Regions from separate parts of the Homo sapiens genome. Here region 1 is linked to region 2. Evidence: read pairs that join two places in POLR2A ChIA-PET (ENCODE). Cell type or tissue: MCF 10A. All regions are shown on one strand.

Region 1 (5,000 bases), 330 kb before region 2:
TCAACAAATTTTGCTGAACAATGATTATACTTTATGATGATAATAATTTATTGAGCACTTTGTGTGGGCCAGACATTGTGCTAAACTGTTATATGTCATTTTATCCTCTCAACAATCTTATGAGTTACTATAATCTCCATTTTACTTTTCAGGAAACTGACATTTGTGACTTACCCAAGTTCATGACATTAATAAATTATGGAAAAAGGATTTGAATGTAGGTCTGTGTGACAACAAACCCCAATCTCTTAACCACTACTGAACGATTTTTGCCCTAGAAGTTAGATGCTATGGGAGTCATAAACCAAGTCTAAGATTATAAAATGTAGCTTCTTTTCTTCAAGGAACTATAACCTCACTGTGGCGATACATGCATAGTAGAGTACTTAGTCAAGTGCAGGACAATGAAGAGCAACCTATATTTGTTAAGTGCTAAGGGAATACCTAGTAAAATAAGTGGTTTTTTTTAGCATGTTCAGTAGGTGATTCAGATTTCCCATTGAAAGGGAAAATCTGTCAAACTGCCTCAATTCAAATAGTCAAAGAGAAAGGCCAGTGTAATCAATCTAGTAGCAGTGTTCATCTACAGCATCAGTCGGCCTGAAATATCATCATTGATCAAGGAATGTCTTACAACAGTGACCACTGGGCTCCCAACATATGGTTCCCACACATCTGTTTCAATAGTAAAAGTTTCAGAAGCAGCTCGAGTTACTCCTGGAAACCTTACACTGAAATTTAGGTTTATTACATTATAACTTTTTCCTGTTGGTGATTTTACAACCAACTTACTGCTGTGTGAAGAAAGTGTACAGGAGCATGTATAATACCTACTATCATGGCAATTATACTGTTATTCAATTATTTCAAAATTACTTTTTTTCCTAAAAAGAGTCTTCCCCCCTGCCATGGCTATAAATATGCAATGGTTCTTATTTCTGAAGTTCATATTCCCCTGAGAGATTTGTGTTTACTGATTCCCTAGGGTTAGTATATAAAAATCCCAAAAGGCCACGTAATGAATTCTAAAGAATGAAGCTGCTAAGACAATGGCTAATGAAGGCATTAGTATTCCTCTCATTGGAGTATCAAATCCTGATATGAGTAATGCCATATTGAAGAGAGAGCTTTAAAACTGTAATTGAACTAAATCTTTTGACAGATAATTGTAATGATGTTATGCTTCAATGACTTTCAAGTATAGTTTGCAAATTACCTTTTTCACTTTATTCCCTTCCTCCCTTAAAGTACCAGATATGTCAGGTTTCTGGTTCATGCTAATTTTTAACAGTACCTATATGGCAAACTCTTGACTCTAGAAACCAAAACACATTTAACTTATGGATACATTTGGACACAGTTAATAGACCCAATCTAAAATATCAGCTAGTTTCAAATAGCACACAATTATAATCATTTCTTGTTACATTTTTGCAATCAAAGAAAATTTTGATATCTTCACAAGGTTTTCATATATGTATATATATGTATAAAATCAGACACGTACATACATATATACAGAGAAAGACAGTTCTTTAGTCAACACACATTTATCTCTATCTCTTACATTTTATAATTCTATAGTAATTTGCAATGAAGTCTGGTATTCACATAGAGATGGCCCTGAGGTCCTATTAGCTATTCAATCAGAAAACAGAGATGCAATAATGTTAACTAGATTCTATCTACTATGGAGGGAAATATGGCTCTCAAACTCAAATTTGGAAAGGACCTCAATAGTTACCTAGTCCAACTTTCAACCAATCAAGAAATCCTTTTTACAGCATTCCTATATCTAGCCTATTCTCAAGCACTTCTGTCATTTGAAAATAACTGCATAAAGTGGCAGCCAAGTCTGTTGTTAGCCCTAACCATTAGAATCAGAGGTAGAAATAAAGAGACACAGAGACTGAAACCAACATAGCCAAAGGCACACAAGTAAGAAAACAGAGATAGCAAAAGATAGAGTCAGGTGGATAGGACACAGAAAGGGAGGGAAAAAAATCGTAGAGGAGAAAGAGAAAAAACATGAAGAAGCAGAGAGAGAAAAAATTAGAAGTGGAGACTCAAAAAGTTGACATAGCAAAAAAGGGGAATAGATAAGAGGAATAGTGAGTGATGAAACATTGAGAGACAGCAGAAGGGACTATCTCAGGAGAGAATGCAAGGAGAAGCAAGTATAAAGAAAAAAACTGGCATAAGTAACTATAGGGTTTCTTTTTGATTTCTGTAGTGATCATAGTCCCCAGCTTTGGGCTCCATACATAGTCCACAAAAATGAAAATTTCATTTCACAGCCTCCCTAGCAGCTGGATATGGAAAGGTATTGAGTTCTGATCATTAAGATATAATCTTGAGTTCTGACCATTAAGATAAAATCAAAAGTGTTATGTGTTACAGGGACTAGTCTTTTTCAGGGTTTCTCCAGCCAGGAAACCTAGAAGTAGTAGGTATAAGGTGTTACAAGCAGTTTAGACAAAAAGTCTTCAATCACACTCATTGATCAATGAGTCTTACTCAATTTTTGATGTGGTGTCTAAATCCCTCATCATCTAACATTTTCTTCCATCAATAAAAGTGTTTGTCAATAGTCTTCTCAAAATTTAATGTACACATTCATATTCTGTTTATGACATTATAAATTAGGACAGCATTTTACAAGGCAATTTGTTAGTATTTGGCAAAAATTAAAGTGCTCAAGAATTGCTTTTGTATGAATCTATACTACAGCAATCCAAATGATTATGCATAAAAATATATGCACATACAAGGATGGTCAATGCAGTATGCATTGTGATGGTGAAAATCTGATAACAGACTAAATACCTTGTCATGGGTAGGGGTGATACATTCATAAATGGAATACTATACAACCATTAAAGAGACTGAGATAAAGAGGTATGGATAGACATGGGTAGATCTACAAGATATATGAAAAATAGATATGATTCCACATATAATGGAAAAATCTATGTATGTATGCATGCCTGAGAATGTGTGTGTATGTGTATGGAAATCTGTAGGAAGAGGTTTGGATGTGTGGCTGGGGAATTCATGTGGAGGTCAGAGTGGAAGCAGGTGTGAGAGGGTCCAGCAGAAGAAAACATGGCTGCCAAAGTGTTTGTGTCCATTGGCAAGTTTGGCCTGGCCTTAGCTGTTGTAGGAAGCATGCTGAACTCTGCCTTATATAATGTGGATGCTGGTCACAGAGCTGTCATCTTTGACCGATTCTGTGGAGTACAGGACATTGTGGTAGGGGAAGGGACTCACTTTCCTATCCCATGGGTACAGAAACCAATTATCTTTGACTGCCATTCTCGACCACTTAATGTACCAGTCATCACTGGTAGCAAAGACTTACAGAATGTCAACATCACACTGCACATCCTCTCCTGGCCTGTCGCTAGCCAGCTTCCTTGCATCTTCACCAGCATCAGAGAGGACTATGATGAGCGTGTGCTGCCATCCATCACTACCAAGATCCTCAAGTCGGTGGTGTCTCACTTTGATGCTGGAGAACTAATCACCCAGAGAGAGCTGCTCTCCAGGCAGGTGAGTGACAATCTTACGGAGTGAGCAGCCACCTTTGGGCTCATCCTGGACGATGTGTCCTTGACACATCCCACCTTCGGGAAGGAGTTCACAGAAGCAGTGGAAGCCAAAGAGGTGGATCAGCAGGAAGCAGAGAGGGCCAGATTTGTGGTGGAAAAGGCTGAGCAGCAGAAAATAGCAGCCATCATCTCTGCTGAGGGTGACTCCATGGAAGCCAAGCTGATCCCCAACTCACTGGCCACCGCAGGGGACGGCCTGATCGAGCTGAGCGTGCTGGAAGCTGCAGAGGACATCACATACCAGCTCTCAGCTCTGAGAACATCACCTACCTGCCTCCTCCAGCTGTCCCAGTGGGGGCCCACCCTGCCTGCACCTCTGCAGGCTGACTAGGCCACAGCCCTGATGATTCTTAACACCACCTTCCTTCTGCCCCTATCCCAGAAATCACTGTGAAATTTCATCACTGGCTTAAAGTGAAGGAAATAAAGGTAAAATCACTTCAGATCTCTTAAAAAAAAAAAGTTTGGAATTTTTGACACTACTATAATCCTTAGGAGGGGAGTGGATAAAGTCTAAGGTTGAAGGGTAATTTTCACTTTTTACTCAATATAGTAATGGTGATCATTAACTCTGTTCTCAAAATACTTAACACCTCTTTGCCTTCGGTCACATGATATGACCGCACTTCCTGGCCCCATTGTGATTGATGGAGTGATGCATCTGGTTCTGGCCAATTATTTGTGACCAGAAGTCATTGCTCACAGTTGCATGTCACTTCCAGGCCAGAGCATTTATTTGTCAATGTGACGCCTTCCACAGCTATCTTTCCTTCTGCCACAGTGACTGGTAATATTTATGATGGTGGTTGCTCCATCACCCTGGGCCACAGAATGAAGAGTCACAGAGCAGAGCTTCTAGCCAACACATTACATAAGTGAAAAATAAAACTTTGTTTTTACAAACCACCAAGAGTTGGGGATTATTACAATAGCATAATCTAAATTATTCCGACTGATACCATTGAAATGTTTAAATTTTAAACTAAATAGTATACTTTCTGCATATATTGTAAAATTAATATGATACCTACAACAGCATACAACATTCTCTATGTAGAAAATACAAAGTGCAATGAGCCTATTATGTACCATGATCTAGATTCAATATCATCGTCAAAATTTAACTATTTCAAGGGCAGAGGCTATGCTTTTTTTTTTTTTTTGCATCCCCAGCACCATTGACTAGAACACAGTAGGTATGCAATCCATTCTTCTTGAATATTAAATGGATTTTAAAATGTTTATCCTAAACCTATAGATTTATATTAATCCCTATGAAATGTCATTATGTTAGTTTTATTCTATTATTCCAAATCATGAAGACCATTTCAAAGCATAAGGCTTTTATTCATTTTATTAACTCTCCCACCTACTTTTGTGTCATCTGAA
Region 2 (5,000 bases):
GTGTGAATATCAGGAGGAGGGGATCATTGGGAGCCATTTCAGAAGCTCCTGCCACAGCCTCCTCAACATCATATACACACGTGTCAGCCCATGTTTTGTCTATTTATCCAGCCAGTATGGAAGGATTAAAAACAACAGCAGTCCGGGCACGGTGACTCACATCTATAATCCCAGCACTTTGGGAGGCCAAGGCGGGTGGATCACCTGAGGTCAGGAGTTCAAAACCAGCCTGGCCAACATGGTGAAATCCTGTATCTACCAAAAATATAAAAATTAGCTGGGTGTGGTGTTGTGAGCTTGTAGTCTCAGCTACTCAGGAGGCTGAGACAGGAGAATCGCTTGAACCCGGGAGGCAAAGGTTGCAGTGAGCTGAGATCATACCACTGCACTCCAGCCTGGGAAACAGAGCGAGACTCCATCTCAAAAAAAATAAATAAAATTTAAAATAAATAAATAAATAAAAACAACAGTGGTGTGGTTCGCAAGAGCACAATACATAAAGCTGTGATTAGCCTAGTCTGATTTCTTGCCTTACAAAAGTCTCTGATTTTAGCGAAGAAGAAGGCAATTGATCACGGCCCAAAGTGGGTATTTGGCTTTCCAATAAACACATATTCATCAGTTAAGCCAGTTTTCAACCCTGCTGGAGATTAGAATACCTGGGGAGCTTTTATTTAAAAATACTGATGCCCAGGGTCCCACCAAAGGTATTTAAATCAGAATTTCTGAGACTGGAGCTATAGAACTAGCATTGTTTTAAGGATTTTGTTCTGTTTACTTTTAATTTTTTTATAGAATCAGCTTTTTTAAAAGATCTCTAGGTGATTCTAATACACAGTTAGGATTCAAAACCCTTGGGCTGGCCCATTCTTCCACCTTCATTTCCTTTTTTTGACAACTGTTGTATGGAAACAGCTACTGCTTAGGATAGGTTGGAAGCCTCTTCCACCTGATTTGGGAATACCCTGTGAAGGAGAAAGAATTGGATGCCAGGTTTGAAAAACAGCAGGAAAGTCTCTTAGTGGAAGCTGACAGAGGTGGCCTGAGAGAGGGTATCAGGTTTGAGACATATCTAGGCCAGAACAAGAGCACACAAAGTCAATATGTTTTCGGTCACTGCCTGCTAGCAACCTGGTAATGGGTTAGGAACGACAGGCAGAAGAAAGGAATGGAAGATATGTCCCCTGAAACAGATGTTGCAAACTGACAGCCCATGGGTCAGATGTGGCTCACAAAAGTGTTGCCTGCACATGTGTGTGCACATGTGTAGGTATGTGTAGTATGTGTGTTTTGTTCACTGCGGTCAAGGTTTACATAAATAAATATTTCTACCTACAAATTATTCACATCTGGAAAAAAGGTAAGAGAATTTAACACACATCCCTGGTATATTAAATTCTGAAAGTTTACATTTTTCTTCCAACAGTCTTACAGCTTCACTGAGAAATTCAACTCTAAAATATGCATAAAAATAAATAAAAGAAAATATATACATAAACCATCAATTAAACTTATTTGCTACCGATGAAATCAGGGAGAGAACCCGTTTCTTTCTTTCTTTCTTTCTTTCTTTCTTTCTTTTTTCCTTTTTTTGAGACAGGGAGACAGGGTGTCACTCTGACATCCAAGCTGGAGTGCAGTGGCGCAATCACAGTTCACTGCAGTCTTGATTTCCCAGGCTCAAGTGAACTTCCTACCTCAGCCTCCTGAGTAGCTTGGGCCACAGGCACCTGCCACCATGCCCAGCTAATTTCTTCATTTTTTTTTTGTAGAGATGGGGTTTTGCTATGTTGCCCAGGCTGGTCTCTAACTCCTGAGATCAAGCAATCTGCCTGCCTCGGCCTCCCAAACTGCTGGGATTACAGGCGTGGGCCACCACAGCTGCCCGTTTCTTTTTAACAACGCTGAGAATTAATACATAAAATGGGGAGTCTATAGGCTTACACTGAATAATAATACCTAGAATTAGCACGGTATTCATAAGTAGTACTTAATAAATATCCTTAACTATAAGTTACTGCTTCCTATCGACAGATTGTTTTTAATTGGGCATACTGCTTTTTAAAAATTGGAATGTGTTCCCAATATTTAAAATAAGGAAATTTTATATAAAGATCCAGATCTGGGGCCTCTCTTAAAAACTGGTAGCTTTGATTCTCACAAGGTAACAATTGGCAGGAAGTGAATTGCAGTTGTTACCTCTCCCTCCCCACTGTCTCCCAAAAGGAACACACCCAAAGGAACACACCACACATCCTCTGCCTTGCCCCAGCAGACAGCTGGAAGGCAGTATAAGAGAGTGACTAACAGTGTAGACTCTGGAGCCAGAGTGCTCTGTGTCCAAAGGTTACTTCCGTCTGGCACTGTTGAATGGTGTGACTCAGGTAAGTTATTTAACATCTCTGTGCCCCAGTCTCTTTTTCTGAAAATCACGGCTCATAATAAAACCTACTTTACAGGATCATTAAGAGGATTAAGCAAGTGAGCTAATACATACAAAGAGCTTAGCCCAGTGCTTAGCCAAAAGGTAGGCACTCAGTAAATGTTAGGCATTGTTATTTGAATGCAGTAGAACAGTAGTTACGAGCAAATGCACTGGCAGAAAGACAAAAACCACATGCTCTCACTTACATGTGGAATCTACAACAATGGAACTCACAGAAGCAGAGAGGAGTTATCAGAGACTGGGGCATTGGGGGAATGAAGAGATGTCAATCAAAGGTTACAAAGCTGCAGTAAGACGGGAGGAATACCTGATAAGTATTTAAGGTGATAGGTATGTAATTTAGATTGATTCTATCATTCCACACTGTATGTGATATGGTTTGATGTTTGTCCCCTAAAATCTCATGGTGAAATGTAATCCCCAGTGTCAGAGGTGAGGCCTGGTGGGGGTATTTCTTTCTTAGAGGCAGATCCCTCATGAATGGCTTAGAGCCATCCCTTGGTGATGAGTGAGTTCTAGCTCACCCTCAGTTAGTTCACACAAGATCTGTTGTTTAAAAGTCTTGGACTTCCCCCTTCTCTCTCTTGCTTGTTCTCACCAAGTGATATGGCAGGTTCCTCCTTTTAAGTTTTCTGAGGTCTGCCAGTGTCATGTTGCTTGTACAGCCTACAGAACCATGAGCCAAAATAAAACTCTTTCTTTATAAATTACCCAGCATCAGGTATTCCTTTACAGCAATGCAAATGGACTAATGCAGCATACATATATCATAACATCATTGTGTATCCCATCATTGTATACAATTATAATTTGTAAAAAAAAAAATTAAAAAATCAAAAGAAACCCATCAAAAACAAACAAAAAAGAGCATGTGCACTGGAGTCAGCACCAAAATCCCAGCTCTAGAAAGTACTAGCTGTGTAGCCTTAGAGCAAGTTACTTACTATTCTTCAGTTTCCTCCTCTGTTAAATGGGAACAGCAATGATATCCACCTTGTAGGGTTGCTGTGAGAGGACTAAGTAAGATAAGGTTTGTAAGGTGCTTGGCACAGAGTAAATACCCAATACAGGTTACCTATTATTGTGGTTCCTACCCATCGGGAAGATGAGATTAGCACACAGGGCACAGGCCAGGAAGATCAAATCGAGAGGCAGGTTGAGTGATGGGTAAACTAAAAAGCCTATGAGGAGTAGGAGATGATGAGAAAGTTTTAAAGCACATTTGGGCTGGGCGCAGTGGCTCACACCTGTAATCCCAGCACTTTGGGAGGCCGAGGCAGGCAGATCACCTGAGGTCAGGAGTTCAAAACCAGCCTGGCCAACATGGTGAAACCCTGTCTCTACTAAAAATACAAAAATTAGCTGGGCATGGTGGTATGCACCTGTAATCCCAGCTACTGGGGAGGCTGAGGCACGAGAATCACTTGAACGCAGCAGGCAGAAGCTGCAGTGAGCCAACATCACGCCATTGCACTCCAGCCTGGATGACAGACCTAGACTGTGTCTCAAAGAAATAAAAATAAAAGTAAAAAAATAAAGCACATTTTAAGGCCAGAGCAAACATTAGGGACTTGCTTCAGAGGCTGACTCTTAAGAGACAAAGAAATGTACCCATTTAATCTGCCACACGCCCAAGTGTGTTGGGAACGTGTTCCATAAACCTACACCCCTTGAAAGGCTACCTACCTTTTTTACAACCCATGATGTGACCAACATGATACACTGTGTTTTTAGACATCCAAGATAATTACAGCACTAAAAATAATGGCTCCATAGATATGAATGTTCCTGAAACTGACAGATGGGACAAGTAATGGAAGCAGAAATAACAGTGCAGGAGCAGCACTGCTGTTCAACCTCTCTCTGCCTGGCCTCTGACAAGGTAATCAAAACACATACAGAAGAGCTGCATTTTCAGCGGGGTGATGACACTTATGCATTAATGGATATCAAACTTTAACGACCACAAGACTTGGAAAGAGAAAAGCAGAAGTCTTCCTCCTGCTTCCCCACTTGTGGCATCCTCAGAGTCCTGGGCAGGATTCACTGATAATTTATGATGAGAGGGTTGATATCCAATTCACCAAGTATATCTGGGAGACAAGTATGATCATAAACAGCCCAAGGCAGATAAAACTCACATCTTAATTATCTATACATTCTCGCCTCATGACGCTTGTTGCACATCAACCCACAAATTATCTAAAGGAAAATTTTAATCTCAGTGAGGCTTCCCCCAATGCCTTTGAATACCCTATGTCCTCAGATGTGTGTTCTTGGAATACAAATTCATTTTAATATTACCCTAGGAAAAACAATAAGAAAAAGCCTACAGGCCAGGCATGGTAGCTCACGCCTGTAATTCCAGCACTTTGGAAGACCAAGGTGGGTCAATCACTTGAGCCCAGGAGTTTGAGACCAGCCTGGCCAACATGGTGAAACCCCGTCTCTACTAAAAATACAAAAATTAGCTGGACGTGGTGGTGGGTGCCTGTAATCCCAGCTACTCGGGAGGCTGAGGCAGGAGAATCTCTTGAACTCGGGAGGCAGAGGT

Evidence for each region. Peaks named below come from ENCODE experiments on the same cell type or tissue, not always from the same donor. Only the 100,000 strongest peaks of a DNase experiment are listed, where the experiment ranks them.
Region 1: POLR2A ChIA-PET joins it to region 2 with 5 read pairs; 2 of 35 experiments call an interaction of 5 or more read pairs at or near these places.

Annotation. Positions count from the first base shown.
Region 1 is chrX:104,646,106-104,651,105 of GRCh38, reverse strand. The region is part of intron 1 of IL1RAPL2 (interleukin 1 receptor accessory protein like 2); the gene reads right to left. It also overlaps the pseudogene PHB1P10. Among named protein-coding and RNA genes, the nearest start is that of IL1RAPL2, 82 kb to the right of the region's middle. In MCF 10A, no CTCF peak of the experiment used is centred here; no DNase peak of the experiment used is centred here.
Region 2 is chrX:104,316,217-104,321,216 of GRCh38, reverse strand. No RefSeq gene overlaps it. Among named protein-coding and RNA genes, the nearest start is that of ESX1, 64 kb to the right of the region's middle. In MCF 10A, no CTCF peak of the experiment used is centred here; a DNase peak (open chromatin) is centred at 2,316.